6 separate regions of the Homo sapiens genome follow, and all the other regions are linked to region 1. A link is a contact called in ENCODE Hi-C or POLR2A ChIA-PET data. All regions are on one chromosome and are shown on one strand. Each heading gives the region's core, a stretch centred on a gene start or an enhancer-like site at or near the end of the contact. The rest is flanking DNA. Distances are from core to core; before and after follow the strand shown. Region 1 holds the start of ZCCHC8 (zinc finger CCHC-type containing 8). Region 2 holds the start of KMT5A (lysine methyltransferase 5A). Region 3 holds the start of TMEM120B (transmembrane protein 120B). Region 4 holds the start of MPHOSPH9 (M-phase phosphoprotein 9). Region 5 holds the start of LINC01089 (long intergenic non-protein coding RNA 1089). Region 6 holds the start of PSMD9 (proteasome 26S subunit, non-ATPase 9).

The links. A loop is a pair of places that touch in the nucleus more often than their neighbours do. ChIA-PET counts read pairs that join two places held with the same protein, here RNA polymerase II (POLR2A). Pooled maps may share reads with other maps.
Region 2: a map with no recorded cell type shows a loop between it and region 1 (15-fold over the local background). The contact joins the promoter of KMT5A here to the promoter of ZCCHC8 in region 1. A Hi-C loop is called at or near these places in 1 of 37 single-sample maps with no recorded cell type and 2 of 50 pooled maps. POLR2A ChIA-PET finds 5 or more read pairs at or near these places in 2 of 52 experiments (activated T-cell and activated naive CD8-positive, alpha-beta T cell).
Region 3: a loop to region 1 is called in a pooled map, with 10 times the contacts of the local background. The contact joins the promoter of TMEM120B here to the promoter of ZCCHC8 in region 1. A Hi-C loop is called at or near these places in 4 of 50 pooled maps. POLR2A ChIA-PET finds 5 or more read pairs at or near these places in 2 of 52 experiments (OCI-LY7 and naive thymus-derived CD4-positive, alpha-beta T cell).
Region 4: a loop to region 1 is called in a map of B cell, with 32 times the contacts of the local background. The contact joins the promoter of MPHOSPH9 here to the promoter of ZCCHC8 in region 1. A Hi-C loop is called at or near these places in 1 of 168 maps with a recorded cell type or tissue (B cell) and 12 of 50 pooled maps. POLR2A ChIA-PET finds 5 or more read pairs at or near these places in 13 of 52 experiments (B cell, CD4-positive, alpha-beta T cell, CD8-positive, alpha-beta T cell and 9 more).
Region 5: a loop to region 1 is called in a map of natural killer cell, with 9 times the contacts of the local background. The contact joins the promoter of LINC01089 here to the promoter of ZCCHC8 in region 1. A Hi-C loop is called at or near these places in 3 of 168 maps with a recorded cell type or tissue (B cell, CD8-positive, alpha-beta T cell and natural killer cell), 2 of 37 single-sample maps with no recorded cell type and 11 of 50 pooled maps. POLR2A ChIA-PET finds 5 or more read pairs at or near these places in 5 of 52 experiments (CD4-positive, alpha-beta T cell, GM12878, HEK293 and 2 more).
Region 6: a loop to region 1 is called in a map of naive thymus-derived CD4-positive, alpha-beta T cell, with 18 times the contacts of the local background. The contact joins the promoter of PSMD9 here to the promoter of ZCCHC8 in region 1. A Hi-C loop is called at or near these places in 3 of 168 maps with a recorded cell type or tissue (breast epithelium and naive thymus-derived CD4-positive, alpha-beta T cell) and 10 of 50 pooled maps. POLR2A ChIA-PET finds 5 or more read pairs at or near these places in 3 of 52 experiments (activated B cell, activated CD4-positive, alpha-beta T cell and naive thymus-derived CD8-positive, alpha-beta T cell).

What each region holds. Positions count from the first base shown.
Region 1 is chr12:122,498,140-122,502,939 of GRCh38, forward strand. It overlaps ZCCHC8 (zinc finger CCHC-type containing 8), which reads right to left and starts at 2,793. Exons shown (of 14, transcript NM_017612.5): 1 at 2,503-2,793; 2 at 688-730. The coding sequence starts at 2,701. RefSeq lists enhancers at 1,761-2,452, 2,453-3,146, 2,642-2,721, 2,922-2,981, 3,032-3,211 and 1 more and a silencer at 2,352-2,501.
Region 2 is chr12:123,381,319-123,386,118 of GRCh38, forward strand. It overlaps KMT5A (lysine methyltransferase 5A), which reads left to right and starts at 2,814. Exons shown (of 8, transcript NM_020382.7): 1 at 2,814-2,890. The coding sequence starts at 2,881. RefSeq lists silencers at 1,785-2,007, 2,935-3,104 and enhancers at 1,972-2,702, 2,225-2,444, 3,285-3,444.
Region 3 is chr12:121,709,837-121,714,636 of GRCh38, forward strand. It overlaps TMEM120B (transmembrane protein 120B), which reads left to right and starts at 2,916. Exons shown (of 12, transcript NM_001080825.2): 1 at 2,916-3,128. The coding sequence starts at 3,060. RefSeq lists silencers at 2,758-3,017, 3,028-3,077, 3,258-3,387.
Region 4 is chr12:123,230,991-123,235,790 of GRCh38, forward strand. It overlaps MPHOSPH9 (M-phase phosphoprotein 9), which reads right to left and starts at 2,151. Exons shown (of 24, transcript NM_022782.4): 1 at 2,085-2,151. It overlaps MTRFR (mitochondrial translation release factor in rescue), which reads left to right and starts at 2,446. Exons shown (of 3, transcript NM_152269.5): 1 at 2,446-2,541. RefSeq lists an enhancer at 1,924-2,163.
Region 5 is chr12:121,801,696-121,805,189 of GRCh38, forward strand. It overlaps LINC01089 (long intergenic non-protein coding RNA 1089), which reads right to left and starts at 1,251. Exons shown (of 4, transcript NR_152740.1): 1 at 936-1,251; 2 at 12-113. It overlaps SETD1B (SET domain containing 1B, histone lysine methyltransferase), which reads left to right and starts at 2,314. Exons shown (of 17, transcript NM_001353345.2): 1 at 2,314-2,538; 2 at 3,029-3,216; 3 at 3,423-3,494. The coding sequence starts at 3,043. RefSeq lists silencers at 1,859-2,108, 2,379-2,508, 2,549-2,608.
Region 6 is chr12:121,886,224-121,891,023 of GRCh38, forward strand. It overlaps PSMD9 (proteasome 26S subunit, non-ATPase 9), which reads left to right and starts at 2,567. Exons shown (of 6, transcript NM_002813.7): 1 at 2,567-2,771. The coding sequence starts at 2,634. It also overlaps a transcript of HPD not described here. RefSeq lists enhancers at 2,224-2,837, 2,471-2,870, 2,838-3,451.

The DNA of each region.
Region 1 (4,800 bases), core at 1,543-4,042:
CTAGAGTAATACTGTAATCTTTTTTTTTTTTTTTTTCAGACGGAGTTTCGCTCTTGTCACTCTCAGCTCACTGCAACCTCTACCTCCCGGGTTCAAGGGATTTTCCTGCCTTAGCCTCCCAAGTAGCTGGGATTACAGGCGCCCACCACGTCCAGCTTATTTTTGTAATTTTAGTAGAGACAGCGTTTCACCACGTTGCCCAGGCTGCTCTCGAACTGACCTCAGTTGATCCGCCCACCTCGGCCTCCCAAAGTGCTGGGATTACAGGCGTGAGCCACTGCCCCTGGCCCATTATACTATAATTTTTTTTTTTAGGTGCTGGAATTACAGGCATGAGCCACCAGACCCAGCCAATATTGTAATCTTAATTCTAACTTTCTAGAAATGTTTGTTAAATAGGAATAGCTAGGTTAACAACTTGCCTATTCTGAACATTAAGTAAACATTTTCTGGATTTTGTTTCATCCTTTCATCCAATAAATGAGCTTACAATTTTAATCCACTTATGAGAATTCAGACCTTATCCCCACAATTAAATAACTATTACTTTGATTTCTTCAGAGTATGCTAAACAAATAAAAATGATACAAAAATCCCATACACTTTTTACAACGAAATTCTGATTAAATATTAATATCAGGATAAATAATAAGGGACAACTATGGAGTAATTTCAAAAATCTCATACCTCGGTCGAGTCAGAATGTTCAATTTTCGTTTAAGTTCTTGATGTTATTATTTGTTAAGGAAGATAAGCCCTCATTTAACAATGCAAATCATAAAATTCAACTACTACTTCTCTCACTTTTGGTGTCAGAATATTATAAAGACAAAAGACCCACGGATATTTTGAGGATGACACACTTATTGAGCTTCTATTTTGTTGCAGGGGTAGGCTTTTGAAACCCAAAATTAAAGTACGGTTTTTATCCTTTCGAACATATATTCTAAGACACGATCCTGAAGTTCAACAGACTAACAAACTGAACCAAAACCATTATTGAAGCATCAGTGTTCCTGTCAAACCTTTCAACAACCACTATGTGATAAAGAGAATGCAGTATAACGAGCTGTTAACAACTTTAGAATTTGGAATAAATCTATGGATGTCCACTGTAGAATCCTTTCAACTTTTTTTTTTTTTTTTTGAGACACAGTCTCACCCTGTCGCCCAGGCTGGAGTGCAATGGTGTGATCTTGGCTCACTGCAACCTCCGCCTCCCAGGTTCAAGGGATTCTCCTGCCTCAGCCTCCTGAGTAGCTGGGATTACAAGCACGCGCCACCACGCCCGGCTAATTTTGTATTTTTAGTAGAGACGGGGTTTCACCATGTTGGCCAGGCTGACCTCCTGATCCTCATGATCCACCTGATCCTCATGATCCTCCTGACCTCATGATCCACCCGCCTCGGCCTCCCAAAGTGCTGGGATTACAGGCTTGAGCCACAGCGCCCGGCCTCAACTTTTTGTATTCTGAAAATTTTCCTCACAATGTGGAGGAAGACGACATTCTGAAAAAATAAATCGCGCTTCACAAACCTTAAAAACTGATATACTGACTGGGCGCCGTGGCGGGCGCCTGTAATCCCAGCTATTCGGGAGGCTGAGGCAGGAGAATCGCTTGAACCCGGGAGGCGGAGGTTGCAGTGAGCCGAGATCGCGCCACTGCACTCCAGCCTGGGCAACAGACTGAGACTCCATTCCCCGACCCCGTCCCCCTAAAAAAGCTAACATATCAGCCACTTTCAGTTCTCTACAAATTTTAAAAGGAAAACTACCCGAACCAAAGTTATCTATCTACCTATAAAACTCTACGAACGTAAAAAAAAACATACTAGCAAATCAAGAAAAATCTGCAATCTTGTAACTCAAGTCTAACAGAAACTTCTTTGGCGCGTTTTCCTCAAGGCGTTGCAAAGCATCTTCAGCACAGAAGCGAGCTCCGAGTGGAAGAACTCTAAAATTAATCCCCAATTTTAATCAAGCAATTAACCAATTATCTCAGCACACCCGGATTCCTTGAGGCCCCCAACTCTGCATTCTGGGACCACTAGCGTTTGCCCCGGTATAAAAACCGATCCCGCGTCTAAGCAGCCGGTATTTCATCACCTACAACTGTAACATGACGGCACAATTTGAGCGTGGCTGCGAAATATGAAACCTCACCACGACCTCAAACAGAGGGGGGCAATTAAGGGCTTGTGTACAATCTGTCAGGTGAGCAGCCTAAAATAACCCTAAACACGGCACCCGGGTGGGAGGCAGGAGTGGGTCTGGTCAGGAGACGGCCTCCCTGAGGGGAAGAGGTCTGCGCCGAGGCAGCCTGCGCGCCCCGAACCCTAGACTCTCGGTCCGCCGGCGGGTGACAGAAAGCACTTGGAATTCTGGCCCTCCTGGAACTTCCGCCCGCGCCCTCGCCCTCGCCCGGCGCTGCCCCGGCCCCACGCCTGGCGCTGCCCCGGCCCCACACCCGGGTGACAGGGCCCAGCGAGAGGAAAGGATATTCTCGGCGCGGAGCTGCTCGATGGTCTCCTCGCACTGCCGAAGCCGCTCCCGTAGCTCCGCGTCGCCGACCCCATTTTCGTCCTCCTCGTCGCCGTCGTCGTCCTTGAAGCGAGTGTGAACGGGCTTCGGAATCGACTCCTCTGGGTGGTCGAACGGCTCGAAGAGCTCTAGATCGCCAAAATACACCTCTGCGGCCATTTTGGGCTGTGGAAAAGATTCGAGAAGAGGCGGAGCCGGCCACCAGGGCTTGGGGAAGAAGGTTGGAAGGCGGCACCACTCTCTAGAGCTCTGGCCGCACGGAGCCACCCGCTAGGGTTTTCTCCAGACGCAGGCCGCGAAAGCTGCACACGGGGCGGGGCCAGTCGCTAGAGACTACAACTCCCGGAATGCAGCGGGGCCTATCGGGCTTGCGATTGCCCGGAGGACGGCATGCTGGGACGTGTGGTTTCTAAGCGACTGGTACTCATTGTCTGCATTGCATCCTGGGATTGGTGCTTTTTGAAATGTGAAGAAAGCTGGAGTAGGTCAGAATGCGCTAAAGCAATCTGGGGGCAGGGCGGGGTGGCTCACACCTGTAATACCAACTACTCGGGAGGCAGAGGTGGGAGGATCACGTGAGCCCAGGAGTTGGAGACCACCCTGGGCAACAGAGCGAGACCCAGACACTACAAAAAAATATAAAAATTAGCTGGGCGATTGTAGTCCCAAGTACTCGGCAAGCTGAGGCGGGAGGGTTTGAGCCCAAGAGGTCGAGGCTGCATTGAGCCCAGATGGCGCCACTGCACACCAGCCTGGGAGACAAAGCAAGACCCTGTCTCAAAAAGAAAAAGAAAAACAAAAACCAGTATGGGATGTTCCTGTTAGGCAACTAAGGGTGAAAAATCAGAGCACGACGCATAGCTTCTCACAGATTCTGGTGTGCGTGCCACACCAGAGAATAAGGAACTCCATAGCCTGAAAGGGAACTGAATAAAAATAAACATAAAAGAGAATAAGAAACTCCAGCTTTGCTACAGAGATGACTGTTGTAGATTAGTTTATTGAGCTTGCTTCGTTTTTAATGTAAGATTAGCTAGACTCAACTATTTGTCTGTTGAGGCTTTCTGTCATTCAATCACATTATTTACTTACACCTTCGATGGGCCAGGCACTTGTCTAGGACCTGAGTATGGTTACAAGAGTAACCACAATAGAGTAATTCCTCCTCTCACGAAGGCTGTAGTCCACAAAAAGCAACAAAAACCCCATAATTATAAATGTTCCTGTTCTTGGGTCGAGATGGTTGTTGATGGATATTGATCACACAAAGAAATGTGGGCCGGGGGCGGTGGCTCACATCTGCAACCCCAGCACTTTGGGAGGCCGAGGCAGGTGGATCACGAGGTCAGAAATTCAAGACGAGCATGACCAACATGGAGAAACCCTGTCTCTACTAAAAATACAAAAATTAGCCAGGCGTAGTGGCACACGCCTGTAATCCCAGCTACTCAGGAGGTTGAGGAAGGAGAATCGCTTGAACCCGGGAGGCAGAGGTTGCAGTGAGCCGAAATCGTGCCACTGCACTCCAGCTTGGGCGACAGAGCAAGACTCTGTCTCAAAAAAAAAAAAAAAAAAAAAAAGGTGAAAAACACAGGAAGTTATGAATATTTAACAAACACCCTAGTCTGTGGGAGTCAGTAAAGTGAGGAAGTGAGACTTTAAGGATCGGCAAAGTTGGGGGTGGGAGGATGGAAGAGTGTCTTAGGTGTAAGGACCACCATGTTGAGTGAAAAGGCAGAGTGGAGCAAGATGAGGTTGGAACACTGCTAGGTCAGTGCTCAAAGGCCCTTAAGGAAGCCTCTTTCCGTTTACAACATTGGGAAGTCACTTACACATTTTAACATTTTTTTTTTCTTTTTGTGGACAACAGGATCTCCCTATATTGCCCAGGTAGGTCTTGAACTTCTGAGCTAAAGCTATCCTCCTGCCTCTGCCTCCCTAAATACTGGGATTACAGGAATGACCCACTGTGCCTGGCCATTTAAATTTTTTTTTTTTGAAATTTTATTTTTTGAGACAGAGTCTCACTGTGTCACCCAGGCTGGAGTGCAGTGGCATGATCTCGGCTCACTGCAACCTCCGCCTCCCAGGTTTACTTTCACTGAAAAATCTGCATGAGGCCTGGCGTGGTGGCTCACGCCTGTAATCCCAGCACTTTGGGAGGCCCAGGCGGGTGGATCATGAGGTCAGGAGTTCAAGACCAGCCTGGCCAACATGGTGTAACCCGGGAGTTCAAGACCAGCCTAGCTGACATAGTG
Region 2 (4,800 bases), core at 1,564-4,063, 880 kb after region 1:
CAACATGGTGAAACCCCATCTCTACTAAAAATACAAAAATTAGCCAGCCATGGTAGTGGGCGCCTATAATTCCAGCTACTCAGAATGCTGAGGCAGGAGAATTGCTTGAGCCCAGGAGGCAGATGTTGCAGTGAGCCGAGATCAAACCACTGCACTCCAGCCTAGGGAGACAGAGAGAGACTCCGTCTCAAGAAAAATAAAAATAAATAAACAAAATGATCTTTTTTTTCTTTTTTCTCTTTTTTTTTTTTTGAGATGGAGTCTCTCTTTGTCGCCTAGGCTGGAGTGCAGTGGCGTGATCTCGGCTCACTGCAAGCTCTGCCTCAGCCTCCCGAGTAGCTGGGACTCCAGGTGCCTGCCACCACGCCCGGCTAATTTTTTTTTTTTTGTATTTTTAGTAGAGATGGGGTTTCACCGTGTTAGCCAGGATGGTCTCGATCTTCTGACCTGGTGATCCGCCCACCTCAGCCTCCCAAAGTGCTGGGATTACAGGTGTGAGTCACCACACCCAGCCTTAAAATTATCTTTTAAATAATGCCTTGTTTCTTCCCTAAAAGAATGCAGGGAAGGAGCTGTGTCTACTTTCCCTTCGGATCCTTGGGGGATCCAAAACAGCGGCAGGCATAGAGCTCAATAAATGTTGAAATAATCAATTTTGGAGAAAGCAAACACCTCTCTCTCTATATATATTTTTTGTTTGTTTGTTTGTTTGTTTTGAGACAGAGTCTCGCTCTGGTGCCCAGGCTGGATTGCAGTGGGACGATCTTGGCTCACTGCAACCTCTGCCTCCCGGGTTCAAGCACTTCTCCGCCTCAGCCTCCTGAGTAGTGAGATTACAGGCACGCACCACCACGCCTGGCTAATTTTTGTATTTTTAGTAGAAACGGGGTTTTCACCATGTTGGTCAGGCTGGTCTTGAATTCCTGACCTCGTGATCCACCTGCCTCGGCCTCCCAGAGTGCTGGGATTACAGGTGAGAGCCACTGCACACTGCCACACTTCCACATATTTATGGAAGCTGTAAGGCATGTTGGAGATTACGGCACCAGCTCCTTCATTTGACAGGTAGGGAAATGGAAGGCCAGAGAGCTGAACTGATGTGCCAAGTGACACAGTGACTTTGTGACAAAAGTGTCCTTTTCTACCTTTCCCAGTGCTTTCACATATATCATTTTATTTTCCTTTCCTATTTTCCTGGTGCTTTGGAAGAGTCTTTGGGCAATGGTTGGGTCTCCAAAACCTTTTCAATTACCAAAGAGACAGGATGGATTAGTGACCTCGTCCCACACCCCTGGGAGGGGCCCCAGGGAAGAGCAGTAGTAACTGGACGCCTTCCCTGAGTCCAAAGCAGACACTCCAGGACACCTGATTCTCTGGGAACATACTGACTGAGCCCCCTCTCTCAGAGGGGAACAGCGAATACTTGCTTCCCTCGGGATAAGGTAGCCATTTAGTGTTTGAACAGTGGAGAGACTGACCCAGGCCCTGCAATTACATTGCTGGGTGACCTTGGGCAGCGCGTAAGTGACCCGCTTCCTCTATTGCCCCATCTGTAAAATGGGTGGGTGTGAAGCATTAGGATCTTTGCGGTCCTGGAAGGACCTTCCCTACTGACCCAGTTAGTTGGTAGGAGTTGTGTCTGTGGGTTTTTTTTTTTTTCTTTTTTTGAGACGGAGTCTCGTTCTGTCGCCCAGGCTGGAGTGCAGCGGCGTGATCTCGGCTCACTGCAAGCTCTGTCTCCCGGGTTCACGCCATTGTCCTGCCTCGGCCTCCCAGGTAGCTGGGACTACAGGCGCCCGCCACCACGCCCGGCTCATTTTTTTTGTATTTTTAGTAGAGACGGGGTTTCACCGTGTTAGCCAGGATGGTCTCGATCTCCTGACCTCGTAATCCACCCGCCTCGGCCTCCCAAAGTGCTGAGATTACAGGCGTGAGCCACCGCGCCCGGCCGGGTTTTGAATACTGGAATATTCAATAAACCTTTTTTTTTTTTTTTTTTTTTGAGACAGTGTTTCGCTCTTGTTGCCCAGGCTGGAGTGCAATGGCGCGATCTCGGCTCACCGTAACCTCTGCCTCCCGAGTAGCTGGGATTACATGCTATTCTCCGGCCTCAGCCTCCCGAGTAGCTGGGATTACATGCATGCGATACCACGCCCGGCTAATTTTGTATTTTTAGTAGAGACTGGGTTTCTCTATATTGGTCAGGCTGGTCTCGAACCACGGACCTCAGGTGATCCGCCCGCCTCAGCCTCCCAAAGTGCTGGGATTACAGGCATGAGCCACCGCGCCCGGCCAAAACCTTTCAAACCTGAGAATGAATGGATCAAACTGCTGGAGAGGTCGGTGTGCTGGAGTTGCTAAACTGCTGGGAGACTCAGGTTTCCCAGCTCTTAAGGGAAGATCGAGGGGTCAAAGGTCGGGTTCCGGTCAAGCCCACAGAGAACCGGAAGTCCCAGATCCGGTCGGCTCGGAGCCCAGGGCTCCAGCCGGGCTACTCACGCTCCGGAGGCGGAGCTTCAGCAGCGGGAGGGGGAGGAATCTGGGGCCTCCCAATGGCAGCTCGGGTGTCTTCCATCGCAGCCATTCAACGTCTGGCGACGGTCAAATTTAAACACCCCTCCCACCTCCTCCGCCGGGACCTGTCGGGAAAGCGTTTGCAGTTATTGCGGCGGCTGGACACGCCCCGCCGCCGAAGAGGCGGGAGAAGGGCGGGGCCTTTCTCCGAGTTGGCCTATCACTACGGGCAGCCTGCGGAGAGGCGGGAGGCGGCGCCAATCGGGGCGAGCAGCTGGAGCCCGGCGGAGCAGTTGGCTGAGTTGTTGCAACTTTTTTCGAAAGCTGGGTTTCCCGGGAGATCCCAGGCGGTGACAGAGTGGAGCCATGGCTAGAGGTATTTGCCCAAGTGGCCGGCACCGGAGCGGCTGGGTCGGGGGTCGTGCTGGAGGGGTTGCCGGGGTGGAGGCAGCGGCTGCGGGGAGGCGTCCTCCTCGGGTGGCTCGGGGCAAGCTTGGGGACCCGCGTGGGGGGAGAGGGGGTGCTGCTGCGGAACCCGCCGGCCCCCCCTTGCGGCTCCAGATGCCCCCAGAAACCCTTCCCACTGCCGTGCTTCTGTTTCCCTTCTATGAAGTGAACACCTGCGGGCCTGCCTCTCCACGGCAGCAGATCCATATGTCAGAGCTCTTTGGAAACTAAAGCGCAGGGCACCTCCAGGGAATAGGTGTTATTGATAGAAGTGGGGCGGGGGCAGGAGTGAGGCTTCGCCCACTTTGGGGCCCTCTCTCTTTGGGAAAGGAGGTGATCCCGAGGCGAAGGCGCAGATCGATAACCTGCATATTGGGGTGCGCGTCAGGGTGGACACCGCAGCAGGCGCCTTTCCTCCCTCCCCACGTCCTGAGTCAGCTCTGCGCCGCTGGAGCGAAGGCCGGGCCCCGCTGGCCCACTTTGGGGTAAAACGGGTTCCTGGCATCTCGCGGGCGCGGTCGTTCGCCCCGCATCTGGTCAGGACTTCGCCCCCCGGTAGATGGCTTGGGTGGGCTTGTACAGCCCTGGGAGGCGATGCCCTGTCTGAAGTCCTCTGCATACTTAGTTGGCTGTCAGGACAGTGCCTCCCAGGTATGCGGCAAAGAGATCTCCAACCGCTTGGTCATTTCCAGCCACTGCGTCTCCTTCACGCCAAAGGGCCAAAAACTTGAGCGTGAAAGTTGAGTAGAATTAGTATTAAAAAAAAAAAAAAGTTTTGGTATTATATTTTTCTCAAAATTTCAAGGCTTCAAGTGTTAGTAGGAATTTGCTTTAGTGCAGTATGCTCCCTATAGCAATAATAATGAATAAAATAATGATTCATTCAGTAAATATCTATTGGGTCCCTTTGTTTTCAGGCCCTGAAGTCAGTTGCATCATCTATTCTCCTAGCATCCCTAGAGGTTCTTTTGGGATAAGACTTACCCAGAGCCTGATGAAAAAATGAGGCATAGTAAACTTCAGGTTAAAGAGCTTCATCACTCAACTCTTGGAGAAAATTAATACTAATATTTTTCCTTTGAAAAGTGTTAAGCATCTAAAAGTATATTTAACATTATCTGACTAATTTATCTGACAAATTTTAATAAAACTATGCTTCCTGGGTTCATTTTTCTCATCACAGCAAAATCATTTAAACTACTTGTTTTAAAAGTAGTGCATTAATTAATATATGAAGAAAACTAACCATCTATCATTGAAATACTTAAAATATGACTAAATAATAATTATGGCCAGGCATGGTGGCTCACACCTGTAATCCTAGCACTTTGGGAGGCCAAGGCGGGCAGATCACCTGAGGTCGGGAGTTCGAGACCAGTCTGACCAACATGGAGAAATCCCGTCTCTACTAAAAATACAAAATTAGCCGGGCATGGCAGCGCATGCCTGTAATCCCAGCTACTTGGGAGGCTGAGGCAGGGAGAATTGCCTGAACCTGGGAGGTGGAGCTTGCAGTGAGCCGAGATTACGTCACCGCACTCCAGCATGGGCAACAGAGCAAGACTCCATCTCAAAAAAACAAACAAGAACAATAACAAAATAATAATAATTACCACTGAGGGCCAGGCACTTTATTAACTCAATTGATCTTTACAAATTGTTATTCTCATTTTTTGGAAGAGGAAGCGTGAAGTCCAAACTTGCTGTCCAGACTCTAGCTTGGCTGGGTCTTTGCTTGTGCCACCCAACCTCCCTTACTTACCCAAAGCGAAGATAATGTTTGTCAGCTCCTCCCATGGCAGCTTACAAATCACCTATGTAATTATTAGTTATTGATTC
Region 3 (4,800 bases), core at 1,666-4,165, 790 kb before region 1:
GGCTTGACACATAGTAGACCCTCAGTAAATATTTGTTAAAGGAATGAACTTTAACACTTAGTAACACTTAGTATCACTTAACACTTAGTATCACTTTCTAACACTTGGAATGTGACCCTATTTGGAAATAGGGCCTTTCCAGATGTAAAGTTGAGATGTGATCACACTAGGAAAGGGTGTCTTTTTTTTATTTTTATTTTTTTGAGAGAGGCTCTTGTCCTGTCACCCAGGCTAGTGTGCAGTGGTGTGATGACAGCTCACTACTGGAGGCTGCGAAGGCCCCGAGCCCTGGGAGCCCATGCTATTTATTGGTAATCCAACAGAGAAACAGGTGGTGAGAATGTGGAGGTCAAGAGGGCACGTTGCATTAAGCCCATGATTTACAGCTGTGATGGTTTAGCATTTGCTCCGCTACTTAAGATAATGGAGAGCAGGTTCTTTTAACACAAGATACAATTGATCCTGGGTGAGCAAGGAGCAAGGAGCCAGCAAGTCTAGACACATTCCAGAGCCACGAGCCCTGGATTCTATCCAAGCCACGAGGGGTTTTATGCCCTGGGCTTAGATTATGGTGCATCAGGGCAGCCTTCCACCCTTTAGCACAGAGCTTGGTGTTCCAAAGGCCACAAGGGGTTTTAGACCTTGGACCCTGGACATGTTCCAAGACTCTTTTACATTGTGTCAGACATACAAGCCCTGCCTCAGCTTCTCCCAACACTCAGCTTTTCCCAACACACTACAGCCTCGACCTCTGGAGCTCAAGTGATCCTCCCATCTCAGCCTCCCAAGGAGCTGGGAATACAGGCTTGTACCATAATGCCCGGCTAATTTTTGTATTTTTAGTAGAAATGGGGTCTCACTATGTTGGCCAGGCTGGTCTCCAACTCCTGGCCTCTAGTGATCTGCCCACCTCGGCCTCCCAAAGTGCTGGGATTACAGGCGTGAGCCACCATGCCTGGCCAGAAAGGGTGTCTTTTTAAGAGAGGACACACACAGACATGCACACAGGAAAGAAGACGGTGCAACAGGGTAGAGATTGGGGTGATGCAGCTGCGAGCTAAGGAACGCCAGTGAAGGAGCCCCCCGCCACCACATACACCCACAAGCTATGAGGAGGGAAGGATTCTGCCCAGAGCTTCAGAGGGAGCACTGCTTTGCTGACACCTTCCTCTCAGATTTCTAGATGCCAGAACTGTGAGACAATACATTTCTTTCTTTTCTTTTTTTCTTTCCTTCCTTCCCTCCCTTCCTTCCTCTCTCTCTCTTTTTTTTGAGACTCAGTTTCACTCTTGTTGCCTAGGTTGGAGTGCAATGGCACGATCTCAGCTCACCACAACCTCCACCTCCCTGGTTCAAGTGATTCTCCTGCATCAGCCTCCTGAGTAACTGGATTACAGGCATGTGCCACCACACCTGGCTAATTTTTTTGTGTGTTTTTAGTAGAGATGGGGTTTCTCCATGTTGGTCAGGCTGGTCTTGAACTCCCAACCTCAGGTGATCCTCCTGCCTCAGCCTCCCAAAGTGCTGGGATTACAAGCGTGAGCGACCGCGCCCGGCCTCCTTCTTTCTTTATGAGACTGGGTCTCGCTCTGTTACCCAGGCTGGGGTGCAGTGGTGCAATCATAGCTTACTGCAGCCTTGACCTCCCAGGCCCAAGGAATTCTTGGACCTCAGCCTCCGGAGTAGCTGGGACCACAGGCGCGTGCCACCACACCCAGCTAATCTGTAAATTTTTTGTAGAAACAAGGTCTCCTTATGTTGCCCCCGTTGGTGAGAATACATTTCTATTGTTTAAACTACCCAGGTTGTGGTTATGGCAGCTTTAGCAACGAACACAGGGGGCCGGGCACGGTGGCTCATGCCTGTAATCCTAGCACTTTGGGAGGCCAAGTCGGGCGGATTACTTAAGGTCAGGAGTTCGAGAGCAGCCTGGCCAACACTGCAAAACCCCGCCTCTACTAAAAATACAAAAATTAGCTGGATGTGGTATAACCTGGCTACTCCAGAGGCTGAGGTATGAGACGCACTTGATTCCGGGAGGCGGAAGTTGCAGTGAGCTGAGATCACACCACTGCACTCCAGCCTAGGCGACAGAAAAAAAAAAAAACACCCATAAAAATAGAAGAAAAAAGAAAGATAAAAAAGTAAAGTAACACAGGTGTCATTTGAAACTGAGGCCTGAATGATGAAAAAAAGGCACATCGTATGAAGATTTAGAGGGAAGAAAGTTCCATGCAAGGTCAGGAAGAGAAAAAGCAATGGCTGGAGGGTACGAGTCCAGGGCGGTGAGATAGAAGGGACTGGAAAGCTAGGCAGGGGCAGTTCTTGCAGGACTTGGCAGAGGAGGGGACAGAACTGGATTTAATCAGCTTGGAGGCGGTTGTCCCTTGAGCGACAGAAACAGCTGTTAAGAACGTCACCCAGAGCGTTAGAGGGCAGGAATCTAGGATGTATTAGCTGCAGCACATAATAATGACAACGTGAAATGACCGTGCCCTCTCTGCGCTGCGCCGCCCGGCCCCCGACCTTTTTGGATGGTCGATGTCAGCGCCAGCCTTCCGGGGCGCTGGCCTGGGCTCAAGTCAGGCAATGACCAGGGGCCGGTGAGCTTTCATTTCACCTCCCCCAAATCTCCTTTCCCCAAACTCTAGACACCCCCAAAACACACAATCTAAGTCAAATAATCTCTGCAAATGCAACCTGCAGACAAGTCCCCCAACTCTTCCTGGAAGAGACAGATTCTGGAGGCGCAGAGGCACTGCCAAGGGGGCCGCAACAGACCCCGAAAGACCTTGCGAGCCTGCCATGTCCCGGTCCGGAACGCCGCACGCGGGGCGGGGCGGGGCACATGCGCACGCGCGGCCCCGCCTCCCAGGCGTGGGGCGGGGCGGGCGCCGGGGCGGGGCCGTGACGTCAGTTGCGCGCGTGGCTCTGGCTGCGCAGGAACAGCTGGTGCCTCCGAGGGCGGTCGGCGAGCGCGCGGGCGTGGGGCGCTGGGGGGCCGGTCGGGCAGCGCTGCGGGAGCAGCCGCCGGCACCGCCGCCTTGCACCATCGCATCATGTCCGGGCAGCTGGAGCGTTGCGAGCGCGAATGGCACGAGCTGGAGGGAGAATTTCAAGAACTGCAGGTAGGGCCAGGCCACCTGGTCCCGCAACTCTGCTGCCCGCGGTGCAGCGCCTTGCCCTTCCTGAGCCCCCCGGCCCGGGCGGTGGGGACAGTCAGGGCCTAGGGAGTGCCCCGGAGAGGCCCTGGGGGCGGACGGGAGGCATGGACCAGCCCCCTCCCATCACCCGGCGCTTCAGCTCTTCGTCCACGTGGGGCGCCGGGTCGCAGCCCCCTCTTCCGCCGCCCTCCCACTGGCTCTCTGCTCCACGCACCCCCTTCGCTGCAGAAAGTTGGTCTGTGGCCTCTGAGGCAAGTTCCAGGCGTGTTCATCTGTGGGGGTGGTTCAAAGAGAACAGCCCAGCCCCCACCTCTGCAGGGTCTCCCCAGATCTCACCCCGCCCCCTCCCATCTGCTTTTGGTAGCTCAGCTCCCACCCCGTGCTCTGGCGGGGCAGCACTATCCTGCAGCTCTGTTTTGGGAGGTGTACTTAAGAGCTGTTCACCTTGAACCTCTAGGTTGTGCTTGGGGATTAGGGACCCCTATTTCCTGTCTTTGGGGGCTCTGACGCTGCTGCAGGCTGATTTTGGCGTGGAGAGCATCTGTCAGTTCGGACAGCTGAGTAGCCTCACCCAGTGATAGGGGAAACTCCCAGCTCTATCCTTCTGGCCCGGAGCCTTACACGGGGTGGAGTGAGGGCGGGTGTAAGGCGGGGGTCCCCTGAGAGAATGGCATTGCTGCTGGGTGTGGGGAGCGGTCCTGGCAGCAGTTGTTCCTGCTAAGAGGTTCAGAGAGGCCCCAGCTACCTACCGTGTTGACTAGAGACGCCTCAGGAAACCTTGGGGTTGACCAAGAGGGACTCGGTGACTATTTTTGAAGACAGGGCTGTTCCCTCTCCAGTCACGGGATTGTTTTTCGGGGGGTTGGCTTTGCCTGAAATTACATTGCACACTATCACCCCAGTCCTCTCATTTGGAGCAGTGACATTGTCCCTGTCCATGTACCTCTTGTCTGCAGTTCAGTTGGCCTCCTACAGTGTGCAGAGGGGAGAGGAGGTTGCCAAGGGTGTCTCTGATGGGTCTTTCTAGACACGTGGTTGTAGATTCTGATCAATAGACAGAGGGTTGCTGGAGAGCCGGGGCAGGAATGGGGGTGCCCTTTCAGGCATGAATAGAGGGGAAGGGACCTAGACACATCTCGACCTGTCCAGCATGTGTAGGTTGATGCCTTCTCTTCTAGGGCCTGGGTCCCATCCGGTTCTCAGGGGACTGTTTTGGCTCCACTCCCACGGAGAAGACTCAGCCACTTCTTGTTTTGTTTTGTTTTGTTTTGTTTTTGTGACAGAGTCTCACTGTCGCCCAGGCTGGAGTGCAGTGGCGTGATCTCGGCTTACTACAGCCTCCGCCTCCCGGGTTCGAGCCATTCTCTGCCTCAGCCTCCTGAGTAGCTGGAATTACGGGTGTGCGCCACCGTGCCCGGCTAATTTTTTTGTGTTTTAGTAGAGATAGGGTTTCACTATGTTGGCCAGGCTTCTGACCTCAGGTGATTCACCCACCTCGGCCTCCCAAAGTGCTGAGATTACAGGCATGAGCCACTGTGCCTGGCCCTCAGCCACTTCTTTTTTTTTTTTTTTTTTTTTTTGAGATAGAGTCTTGCTCTGTCACCAGACTTGAGTGCAGTGGCACGATCGTGGCTCA
Region 4 (4,800 bases), core at 901-3,400, 730 kb after region 1:
CTTGTGAACTAAAAACCACTGAATTGTACACTTGTAAAAGACTGAATTTTATGGTATGTGAATTATGTATCTCAATTAAAAATCTACATTAAGGATTATTTGCAAAAGTAGCATCACCTTTTTCAGGTAATATTTCAGATTTTTATATGTTTAATAATCAAGGTTCTTTTTTTTAGAGACAGCATCTTGCTATGTTGCCCAGGCTGGTCTACAACTCCTGGCCTCAAGTGCTCAGCCTCCCGAGCAGCTGGGATTATAGCGCAAACCATTTTGCCAGGCTTTACAATGAAAGTTCTAGATATAATTCTATTATGTAACAATTGGAATACTTGCATGCCTTGTTCATTTGTTTAATAAATTCTACCAAGTATATATGTTTGTTGACTTATACAGAGACAAGAAGAACTGAACTACTTAATATTTAATTTGTATTAAAAAGAGCCAATTAAACTGTTAACAACCATAGCTTCCCCATTGTCTGGAAGTACATTTTGAACTATATATATGGTCTTTTGTCTCTGTGCAGCTATTCTTAGAAAATAAACCACTGGGCACACTGGAGCCTGCCTGCAGCTACTGGGAGCATGTCCCAGCTACTCTGGAGGCTGAGGTGGGAGGATCACTTCAGCCCAGGAGTTCAAGACTGCAGTGAGCTATGATCCTGCCACTGCACTCCAGCTTGGGCAACAGACCAAGACCCCATCTCTTAAAAAATAAAAATAAAAATAAAAAAATTATTTGCCAGGCCAACTAAAATTTCAGTGAAGCTGGATATATACCATGGCAAATTGGCTGTAACAGGTCAAACAAGATGCCTCCTTCCTGGGGAATTCATGCACTTATAAAAGAGCAAGGGAGCAAGAGGAAAAAGGAGAAAGAAAGAAAACTTCAGCTGCTTACAAACTGAAAAGCTTAGAGAGTGCAACAGGAATATTATCTAGTATTCCGCTTCTGCTAGATTCCCACTTTCTAGGGCCTGCTTTTATAAAGCATTACACAAAAACAGGGACCATTTCCTTCAGGGACAGGAGTGAATGCAAAGGGTAACCGGACCTAACTAAATGGACTTTTCCCCAGTGGCTCAGCCCATCACCCACGACAAATGGGGCATTGAAACAGTCAAGGACTGCCCCTTCCAACTGGCAACAGAAATACCTGGATTCCAATCACCATGCTATTACACCAGGAAAACACAAGCTCTCCAGGGAGATGAACCTGCAACCCCATCTATTATTTCCCCTGCTAAGGTAATCCGGATCCGGATGCAGATCCAGATGGAAAACCACTAGAAATTCAAAGATGCTTCTCCATTTGGGGTGGAGGTGCTGGGGGGAGGGCAGGGAAGTAAGAGGGAAAAATCCTTAAACACCCACAAATACAATGCAAAAAAAAATTTTTTTAACTTGATACAGAATGAATATAAGAGCAGAGCTTTTATATTTCCCAGCAACAAGATATGACGCTTTTGGTGTCCCTACCCCCTAGCAAAAAAAGGGAGCTGGGGAAAAGGAACGATTGATGGTTATGAAACATGAAAGTTAACTGGGCGCTCCGCCTTGACGGGAGGCTTGGGGGAGAGGAAGAGATTTCAGATGGGGATGAGGCCAGATCCCGACATTCTGAGCTCACAGTCAGCCCGCAATGGCTGGTGGCGGCTATCGGGTCAAAGTGGGAAGGAGAGGGAGAATCTATGCAGTCGCCTAAGCTACGGAAAGCAGGGAGGACGGAGAAAAGCCACCGCTCCTGCAACTACAACCGCGATTCCAAAAGGAAACCGGGGCACCTTGGCAAAAAATGGGGGGAAAAATTAAAAAAACCCCACAAACCCCCCGCCCCTCAGGAAGAGCGATCTGCGATTGGGCCGCGCGAGTGTCACTCAAGGGCGCCGAGTCTAGAAAAGGCGCACCGCGGCCGGGCAGAGCTCCCACACGCCGAAGGGCTCCGAGGGGGTCAGGCCAATCGGCAGCCGTCACCCCACACCCCAGCCCATCACCACACTCAAGGGGCCGCTAAGACAGTGTCTCCTAAGTCTCGTCTCCTGTCCCCAGCGGCCTACAGCTCCCTGCAGGCTGGTGGCCGCTTACCTGGCCGCCGCTCCCGCTGCCGATGTCAGGGTCATGCAAGCGGCCTCTCGCGACCGTTACCCGAGGGAGCGCGCGCGCGCCCGGCGTCTCTCCAGTGATTGGCTGCCCGGAAGGAGGCGGAGACAGCCTCGCATGGCGCGCGCGTCCACCTCGCCGTTCCCCCTCGCGCAGCTCCAACCAAAGAGAGACATCCAACCCCGGGGGAGTGACAAGGGGGCGGGATTGCTGTGAAACTCTCTTCTCTGATTGGCTCTCTGGGAGCCAGCCGCTGCCACGAGGGAAAGAAGCTTCAGTTTCTCGCATGCGCAGTGAGTAAACATGAGCCTCTGGTAGATAAGAGAAACCGCGATCGGAGTACGGCGCGTGCGCAGATCAGGGATCGCGATTGCGAATCCTCCGCTGAGGTGATTTGGATATCCCTAGAACGTTGAGGGCACGAGTCGGGTCCTGAGACCAGGTAAGCATCTGCGGAGAAGCCAGGTAACCCTACGGCTGCCGACGACTGTCAAAGGCTCCGGAGAGAGGACTGCGAGCCGGGACGCCTGGGTTTTTCCCGACTTGCGACCCCGAGTGGCGCAGCCAGTTTACCTGAGGCCGCGCTGGCGGTGGGGTGGGGCCGGCCGTGACACCCGAGCTCAGTTTTCTCGGGACCTGGTTTACGCTAGGTGCTGTGGGTCGGCCCTGGGGCTGTTCAGGCACTCAGGGCAGGGGAGAGGAGAGACTACCGTCCTGGAGATAACGGTTCCACGGAGGCCCAAGGCGAAACGGAAGGATCCTCATGTACAAAACTGAGCGGAATGGAGCTGTGAGCACGCATCAGGTGCTGTTTCAGGCCTGGCACGTAGTAGAGGTCAGCACTGCCCTTGCTAGGCTTTTGCGGAGATACTCGTTTTTTTTTTAATAGACGTGGGGTGGGGGGGTCTCACTGTGTTGCCCAAGCTGATCTCGAACTCCTGGCCTCAAGCGATCCTCCTTCCTCGGCCTCCCAAAGTGCTGGGATCACAGGCGCAAGCCACCCAGCCCTACTTTTGAAGGACCAAAGGGAACTCGCTCTCCTCCCCGTGGGACCCCAGCCCATTTCATGCGCACTGTGCAGGCCACATTCTTCAGCATAGTTAACCTTTAAGGTCTTTCCAGCTACTCGATTTACCTCCAGGAGTTCTGGCTCACAGTAAAGGGACTTCCCTGGCACTATCACTTAGGCCTCCACAACCCAGGAAATGGATCTGCCCTTGGAATAACAGATCTGCCAGGAGGCGTTACATCTCATTGGAGCTTCCTAAGTATACCTACCAATTTTTTTTTACTTTTTTTATTTTTGTGGGGGAGGGGGGTAGGGGGGACAAGGTCTCTCTCTGTCACCCAGGCTGGAGGGCAGTGGCGCGATCTCGGCTCACTTTAACCTCTGCCTCCCGGGTTCAAGTGATTCTTCTGCTTCAGCCTCCCGAGTAGCCGGGAATACCGGTGCCCGCCACCACATCCGGCTAATTTTTTGTATTTTTAGTAGAGACGGGGTTTTGCCATATTGGCCAGGCTGGTCTCGAATTCCTGACCTCAGGTCATCCTCCTGCCTCGGCCACCCAAAGTGCTGGGATTACAGGCATGAGCCACCACGCCTGGCAATTTTCAAAGGGTAAATTTGATGTTATCCTATCTTTCATGATTTTTTAAATTATATTACATAATTCCAAAAGATATTTTATGTTTAAACCAGGACTTACTTCATTGAAGATGGTTTTATCTTTCAGTGTGAACCTGCTGGGAAGTCAGGCTATATTTTTGGCATCACAGTGATCTCCTTAGTACCTGATTTCACAGACCAGAATTATGATCCCACCAAATAACATGTTTTCAGTAATGTCATGGCTTATCAAGTACTTCTTAAATTGGACCATACCAAGTAAAATAATTTACAAGCCACTGTTGTAGATGCCTTTTCACCCTAAGCTCTAAAACAAAGGCCGATGAAATAATCAGTTCCCAGACTGGGTTTGTGTCATAAGACAACAGTGTATGTGGTGTGTCATTCCAAAGTTCCTCAGCCTTGTAGTTGAGAGATCTGACATGCTCCCATTTAGTGACCACTAAGTACTTTACATTTATGGCAACATGTATGATTTTGTTCGCACTCTAGGTAGTAGTATCTCCATTCTACAGATGAGGAATTAGAGCCAAAGTTACCCAGTAAGTAAATTGTGGCATTGAGACATTGAACGCAGGTCTGTTGGCCACAGAGCTCGCAATCCTTGGCAGGAAGGCCTTTTTGGGACAAAAGAAAAAATGAGAGGAGTCGTCAAATACAGAAAGTCAGGCTGGTCCAAACGTAGTGAGTTTTGTGTGTGTGTGTGTGACAGAGCTCAGCTCACTGCAAGCTCCGCCCCCCAGGTTCACGCCATTCTCCTGCCTTAGCCTCCCTAGTAGCTGAGACTACAGGTGCCTGCCACCAGGCCCAGCTAATTTTTTTTTTTTTTGTATTTTTAGTAGAGATGGGGTTTCACCGTGTTAGCCAGGTTGGTCTCGATCTCCTGACCTCATGATCCACCTGCCTCGGCCTCCCACGGTGCTGGGATTACAGGCGTGAGCCACCGCGCTCGGCCTGGTAGTGAGTTATCTTAATTAATTGTTCACAGTCACAGATCAAACTTCTTGTTCTACTCTTTCCCCCTTCTCTACTGTACTTGACTAGTCTTTTTAAAAAGAGAAAGTTGGCCGGGCG
Region 5 (3,494 bases), core at 1-2,500, 700 kb before region 1:
GTTCTTATTACCTTTTTGTAAGTTACACCCTCACGTTCTGCTCCTTCCACTTCTGCAAACTTTCCAGGGTTGGGTAGGCAAAAAGGCGGCTTCGCTGAGGACTGTTTACTGCTCTGGATATAGCAATGGTGTGATCGTCATTAAGAGACAAAAGGCGAAAATACAGTCAAATCAAACAAAAGGCACAAGACGCACCAGCCGCCCAACCACCATAGAAAATACCCCCCACTTAACGTTGGTGTTTGCTGGAACCAGCTAGGACTTGTTTTCCAGTTTTAATCTAGTTTCCTGTGACGGCTTTAGTCTCTCTACACAAAGAAAAGGTCTTCCTTTCCCTCACCCACCAGCTCCCCCCAACCCCCAACACCAAAGACGAGAAAAACAGGGCTGTTTTTCTTCAAATAGATCGATTTTCAAAGAAAGTGTACAAGCTACGGGGAAGAAAGCTGACTAGCATTTAGTGCTGTAAACATTTTCAAAAGCATAAAGCTAGAACCTTAGCTTTATAAAGCAAGATCGTCTCAAGCATCTTAACTGGCTTATATTAGACAAGAGAGACAAAGACATACATGCAGATGAAGGTTCGGAAAATTAAGGACATCTCAGCAACATTAACATCAAAACTGTACTGCGTCAGGACAGAATGGATTGGGTACTTACAATGTAAAAGGTTTTTTAAAAACTAAAAGAGTAACAACTGCTCACAATTTTTTGTTGCTGCCATTTCGCTAGTCCTAAAGCTATATACATTTAAAACATTACCTTGTTAAAAAGAGAGAAGGAGTTAATAAGATGGCCAGGTTTAAGTGTTTAATAGAGGAAACTAGATATATTTAAAAATTTATTGTTCAGTCAAGAGAATACAGATTAAGACAGCTCCAAGCTCCCCCCACCCACCCATAGAACAAAAAGAGGAAAAAAAATATGTCATTTACTTAGGTTTTTTTGGAATTCAAAACTGTTAACTGCTGACATGAATGGTGTGCTATGACCTAGTTATACAAGACAAAGATGGATTCCAAGTCATAAGGAAAAATCCAGATCTTTTTAAAAAGTCTTCTCCAGTCTTCCAACTGTGAGTCCTTGGGCCTGTTGACAAATGTTAAACACACTGAGACGTCCTGAACTGGATGGTAGAGTCAAAGGAAAAACATTCCCCATTTGCAACAAAGGAAAAACCCACTTGGCCATTTAATTCCATTGCAGAAAAATGGCTTCCCTCATCTGTTGGCCTCTCCTTCGTGTCTGATGAAGGATGTTTTGAGATCAGCGTCTAATAACTCAAGCCCTATAGAAGCCGCGCGCTGATTGGCTGCCGCGCCCTGCCGCCCTGCTCCAGCCAATTACCTACCCACGGCCAAATTACAAACCCCGAAAAGAGCCCCAATATGAGCTACACCAGCTCCGAGCCCCGGCGAGGCGGCTCCTGCGCCTCGGCCGCCAGAGAGGAGCGGCAGAGGGGGCTGCAAACGCGTCCTCGCGAAGCCCGGGAGCCTCGGAGTTGAACTCACAAAATGGAAGCCGCGCGCTGATTGGCCGCCGCCACTCCCGGACCTTTAATAAAGAAAGGGGAAGGAAAAGATAAATGCAAAAAAGGGGGACTCTCTCCTCCGCGGGTGGCTGGAGGAAGGGGGGGAAGCATGTGTTCAGGACAATTACAGGGCGCTCCCCTCCAAAAATAAAAACAGAAGAAGGCGTCTATCGCCCAGGTCCAGGCGAGGGCTGCATCCTCCCAGGAATGCGAATGCTAACGTGGTGAACCCTGGTCTCCCTTCCCCAGCTCAGCTCCGGGGAGGGGGTCGCGGGCCGCAGGAGGAAGCCGGAGCGCAGATACCTCGATTGCAACTCCTCTGAGTCGACGCCGGCCTCCCCCCGCGGCTCCCAGCGTCCACACACACCCTCGGCCCCCCAGACCCCAGCCATCTCCCCGGGCCCCGCGCGCCCGCCTCCGGCCCGGGCAGTTTGGAAACAGTTTTGCAGGCCCGGGACGCACGCCGCGGCGGTCGCGGCTCTGAGGGTAGTCCCGGCCGCGGGAGGTAGAGCCCGGGGAGACCCCCTCCCCCGCCAGCCAAGACCCCCACCCCAGTCCCAGAAAAATAAATAAATTAAAAGGCCTTCCCCCGGGGAGGGGGAGGCAGTGTGGGAGCGCGCGAGTGAGGGGTGGGGGGCCGCTGGGGCCCGGGGCTTTGGCGGCGCAGCTGCCGCCGCCGGGAGAGTGCCTGGGGAAGCGGCGAGGAAGGAGAGGGGAGGAGGAAGAGGAGGAGGAGGAGGAAGAGGAGGAGGGTGAGCGCTCGGGTCGGGCTCCTTAGCGGTGTATTGTGGGATGTGCGGCTACTGGGAGCCGAGCCTCCGCCGCCAGCCGCCTCCCGGGCAGCAGCAGCAGCAGCGGCGGCGGCAGCGGCAGCAGCTCCGGGCCCGGCAGCCGCGGCGGCGGCGCCCCCCCTTCCTGGCCCCCGGTCCGGCCGCCCCGGCCTCGGCTCCCTCGGGGGACACCATGTACTGGCTGGCGGCGCAGGGAGGCCGGCGCCCGGCGGGGATGTAAGCGCGGCTCGGGGAGGGAGAGGCCGCGGCCGGCAGCCGGGCGGCCCAAGCCCCCGGCCCCGGCCCTGGCCCGAGCGGGCGAGCGGGCGGGCGGGCGGCGGCGCCGCCAGGCCCTGCCGCCAGCCTCGCGCCAGAGCCGGGCCGAGCTAGCGGGTGAGCGCCACGCCGGGCGGCCGGGCGGGCACCATGGGCCGGAGTCCGCGTCCTCCGGGCGCCCCGGGCCCCGCCAGCCCGCCCAGGGGACCCCCGGGAGCCCCTCGCTGCCGCCCCGAGACGGTGGCCGAGCGGGCGGGCGCGTAATTCTCCCGGAAGGGTTATTCTCTCGCTCCATTCTTGTTTTGGGGGGAGCCAGCGAGACAGCTCCTTTCGGGGCGCGCTGGCAAGGTGGGAGGGGGTGGGGGCCTGCCGATTGGATTCTTTCGCGTGTGTGTAGAAGCGGCCGCCGCCGCCGCCGCGGCGGAGACGACAACAACTTGCTGGTTTTCAGGTTGGGTTAACGGCATGGAGAACAGTCACCCCCCCCACCACCACCACCAGCAGCCCCCGCCGCAGCCCGGCCCTTCGGGCGAGAGGAGGAACCACCATTGGAGAAGTTACAAGTTGATGATTGACCCGGCTCTGAAAAAGGGGCATCATAAACTGTACCGCTACGATGGGCAGCATTTCAGCCTGGCGGTGAGTAGCCGGCGCGCCCCCCCAGCCGTGCCCCGCGTCGTGTCCGGGGAGACGCGCCTAGCGGCCAGGGACCCCCCGCCCGATCCCCCGGCCAACTGTCAGACGGGGCCCCAGCCCTGGAGTTTGACAAGTGCCTCGAGAAAGGGGTCTGCCCATGGGGAGGGGGACCAGTTCTCTCATCCCGGCCCCCCAATTTCTCCCCACAGATGTCCAGCAACCGCCCGGTGGAAATTGTCGAAGATCCCCGGGTCGTCGGGATCTGGACCAAAAACAAGGAG
Region 6 (4,800 bases), core at 1,317-3,816, 610 kb before region 1:
TCAGCCTCCTGAGTAGCTGGGACTACAGGCACGTGCCACCATGCCCGGCTAAATTTTTGTATTTTTAGTAGAGATGGAGTTTCACCGTGTTAGCCAGGATGGTCTCGATCTCCTAACCTCATGATCCACCTGGCTTGGCCTCCCAAAGTGCTGGGATTACAGGCGTGAGCCACCGCGCCTGGCCTAGTTTTTTTTTTTTTTTTTTTTTTGAGACGGAGTCTTGCTCTGCCGCTCAGGCAGTGAGCCACCTGCCCTGGCCTCCCAAAATGCTAGGATTATAGCCATAAGCAGCTTACAAAACAGTTTTCTTGAACATGCTTATACTCTTCACGTGGATTTGCTAATTGTTACATTTTGCCTCTTTCTCCCCTTGTATCACTTTCTTCGGACCACTTGCAAGTTAGTAGCAGAAATCATGACACTACACATCTAAATAATTGAGCATTTATCTCGTTCCAATAAAGATAAAAGTGATTCTCTCATATAATTGCAACACCATTATCTGACTGAGGAAATTTAACACTGATATACTATAATTTAATATAAAGTTCATATTTAGATTTCACCAGTTGGCCCAATAAGTCTTGTAAAGCTGCTGTTTCTCATTAAATAATTCAAGTAAGGATCATGTATTGCATTTAGTCATTATTTCTCTCTTCCTCCCTTTTTAACTTTATTATTTATTTATTTATTTGAGACAGAGTCTCACTCGGTCACTCAGGCTGGAGTGCAGTGACATGATCTCAGCTCATTGCAACCTCTGCCTCCCCGGTTCAAGCGATTCTCCTGCGTCAGCCTCCCAGGTAGCTGGGATTACAAGTGTGTGGCACTGTGCCTTGGTAACTTTTGTATTTTTAGTAGAGACGGTGTTTCACCATGTTGGCCAGGCTGGTCTTGAACTCCTGACCTCAAGTGATCCACCCACCTCAGCCTCCCAAAGTGCTGGGATTACAGGTGTGAATCACCACACCTGGTCCTCTGCTAATTAATTATTATTTTTTTTTTTTTGTAGAGATGGAGGTCTTGCTATGTTGCCCAGGCTAGTCTCAAACTCCTGGACCTAAGGGATCCTCCTGCCTTGATCTCCCAGCATAATGGGACTACAGGTATGAGCCACTGCACCTGTATTTCTCTCTCTCTCTCTCTCGATAATGTTAGAAATGTTAGTTTATTTTTGAGGGGTGCGGTAGCTCACTCCTGTAATCCCAGCACTTTGAAAGGCCGAGCTGGGCTGGATCACTTGAGGCCAGGGGTTCGAGACCTCAGCCTCCTGAGTACCTGGGATTACAGGTGTGTGCCACCACACCCGGCTAATATTTTATATTTTTGGTAGAGACAGGGTTTCACCATGTTGGCGAGGCTAGTCTCAAACTCCTGACCTCAAATGATCTGCTTGCCACAGCCTCCCAAAGTGCTGGGATTATAGGCATGAGCCACCACACCTGGCCCATTGCATTTAGTTGATGCACATCTTTAGTGTTCTTAAATCTAGGCAATTGCATATCCGCCTCCTTTCTCTGTCCCCCACCCCTTATTCCCCATGTGTATTTCACAACATTGACTTTTTTTGAAGTTTTCAGGCCAGTTGTTTTGAAGTATGTCCCTTCTTTTGGATATGTCTGTTTTCCAATGATTAGATTCAGGGCAAACATGTTTGAATACTACACAGATGACCGCTGAGCCCTTTTCAAGACAAAATATTAGAGGCACATGGTCAGATATCAAAGTTGATTGTTTAGGTAAGCTGGGTTGGAATTTTGGCCTCACATTTTGCTAGTTGGGTAAATTGGTTATTGAGACGGTTTTCTCAGCTGTCAAATTGGGATGTAATAATCTAGCTTCATGAGGTTGTTGAATTAATATATGTAAGGCATTTAGAACAGCGTCTGGCACATTATAAGTATCAATAAATAAACACTGTTACCGTTATTATTATCACTACGATTTTTAGAGGCCTTAACAGGAACATCCAGCACCTTCAACAGTATATGGCTCATAGGAATCATTCCATGAATATTTGTTAGCAGAAGGACAGCTCTATGAGATAGATTGCTATCAATTACTGCCCCATTTTACAGATGAGGAAACTGAGGCCCAGAGAAGCCAAGTAGTGACCTAGGGTCACACAGATTGCCGTTAAGTGGCAAGATACGGGGTGTGTACTCAGGCATATCGGATCTGTAAAGTGAGGGATAAGGAACCTTAATGTATTTTGTAAATCCTCCAGGGCTGTGTGGATGTGAAGAACTGAATTGGAGCGCCACGCAGCGGTTCTCTGGCGTACAGTATCCATCCATACAGTAGGCGCTCAATAAATGTCTGCTGCACGAATGAGAAAATGAGTCAGCTGGGGCGAGATCATCCCCTAGCGTTGGTGTGCAATTGCGTGGGGATCCATTGCTTCCGACGCTACTCCTGCCGGGTCACCACAGGCGCACGTGTTCCGGCAGGGCGCGGCTTCCGGTGACCCAGCTCCGCCCTAAGCCCCATCCCAAGCCCCGCCCCTTGACTGTTCTCGCGTTCGCGGACGGCTGTGGTGTTTTGGCGCATGGGCGGAGCCGTAGTTACGGTCGACTGGGGCGTCGTCCCTAGCCCGGGAGCCGGGTCTCTGGAGTCGCGGCCCGGGGTTCACGATGTCCGACGAGGAAGCGAGGCAGAGCGGAGGCTCCTCGCAGGCCGGCGTCGTGACTGTCAGCGACGTCCAGGAGCTGATGCGGCGCAAGGAGGAGATAGAAGCGCAGATCAAGGCCAACTATGACGTGCTGGAAAGCGTGAGTGTGGGTTCGGGGCGCCCCAAGTCGCCTAACCCGGCCCGGAGTCCCTGGGGTACTGGGATGCCAGGGCGGCCTCAGTTTGGGCGCTCCGCAACGGATCTCCCTGGGAGGCCCAAGGCGCCGCAAGTGCGGCCTCTGTCGGCACAAGAAGGCAGGCAAAGAACTTTAGCAACTGAAGAGTTAGCCATATTGATATCCAGCAAGAGTTTGTGGAGCCCTGCTGTGTGCTAGGCGCTGGTTTAAGTGCTGTGCATTGTTGAGTTAATTTAATCTTTGCAACAACCCTTTGAGGTGGATGCTGTTACTCTTTCCATTTTAGGGAGGGGGAAACAGGTGTTACTTGGTGATTAAACAGCTGTCATGTGCCTCGCTGACTGCCTTATCTTAATTTTGTACTTTTTGTAAAGACAGAGTCTCACTGTGTTGCCCAGGTTGGTATCGAACTCATGGCCTCAAGCGATCCTTCCACCTCGGCCTTTCAAAGTGCTGGGATTACAGGCGTGAGCTACTGCACCCGGCATTTGCTGATTGTATCGTGAATTCTTAAACTTCAGTGTGTATATGAATTACCTGGGGATCTTATTAAAATGCAGATTTTGTTTGAGGCAAGGGAGCAGATTCTGCATTTGTAGCAAACTCCCAGCAATGCTGATGCTAGTGGTCTAAGGACCGAACTTTGAGTTACAAATAAGGCTCATCATCCTTATTGCATAAGGAGGAAACTGAGGCCCAGAGTGGGGCAAACGCCTATCTAAGGTCATGTAGTTCGGAAGTGGCAGTGGTGGGTCTGGCTCAAAAGCTGATGCAGGTTTTCTTATGCCATCTAGTGTAAAATCACAGATCAGTTTGCAGAGGAAGATGCAATTAATTATGCCCAAGTAGGGTGGGATGGAATGCATTTTAGGTGATGTAAGATGAAGTTTCTTTTTTTTTTGTCTGAGACGGAGTCTTGCTTTGTCACCCAGGCTGGAGTGCAGTGGCTCAATCTCGGCTCACTGCAGCCTCTGCCTCCTGGGTTCAAGTGATTCTCCTGCCTCAGCCTCCCGAGTAGTAGGGATTACAGGCGAGCGCCAGTACGCCAGGCTAATTTTTTATTTTAAGTAAAAGCAGGGTTTCACCATGTTGGTCAGGCCGGTGTTGGATTCCTGACCTCAGGTGATCCGCCCACCTTGGCCTCCCCAAGTGCTGGGATTACAGGCGTGAGCCACCGCGTCCGGCCATAAGATGAAGTTTCATACGGAGGGCCAGAGAACCATTTTACTGGGTGCTGACTATATGCTCAAAGTGGGATTCAGACTTCAGGTCTGTTACATTCAGAACCTGTGCTTTCAAGCAAATTACCAGCAATTTCTCAAACTTTAGTTTACTTTCTACCACATGCAGTATACTATATGCATATACCACTTGTGTTATTCCTTTGATATTTTTATTTAAATAGATCTACTTTTAATCTTATATAAATGTATTATTATTGTTATTATTATTATTGAGACAGGGTCTCGCTCTGTTGCCCAGGCTGGAGTTCAGTGGCACCATCTTGGTTCACTGCAGCCTCAATCTCCTGGTGTCAAGCAATCCTCCCACCTCAGCCTCCCAAGTAGCTGAGACTGCAGGTACGTGCCACCACGCCCAGCTAATTTTTGTATTTTTTGTAGCTATGGGGTCTCACTATGTTGCTTGCTCAGACTGGTCTGAAACTCCTGGGCTCAAGCAGTCCTCCTGCCTCTGCCTCCCAAAGTGTTGGGGTTACAGGCATGAGCCACAGTGCCTTGCCCATAAATGTATTTTAAAAGGAAATTTCAAAACTCCGCTGCATATGGAAAATGATAATCTCTTCTCTTAAATATAAGGTCAGATGCTTTGCATGTTGATACGGCATGTTGGTTGCTTCTGGCTAGCTGCTGTTGCTTGCTGAAAGCTTTCAGCCTGAAACCGTGCTCTATATTTGTTTTTAAAAAGTGGGTTTGGGCCGGGCCTGGTGGCTCACGCCTGTAATCCCAGCACTTTGGGAGGCCAAGGTGGGTGG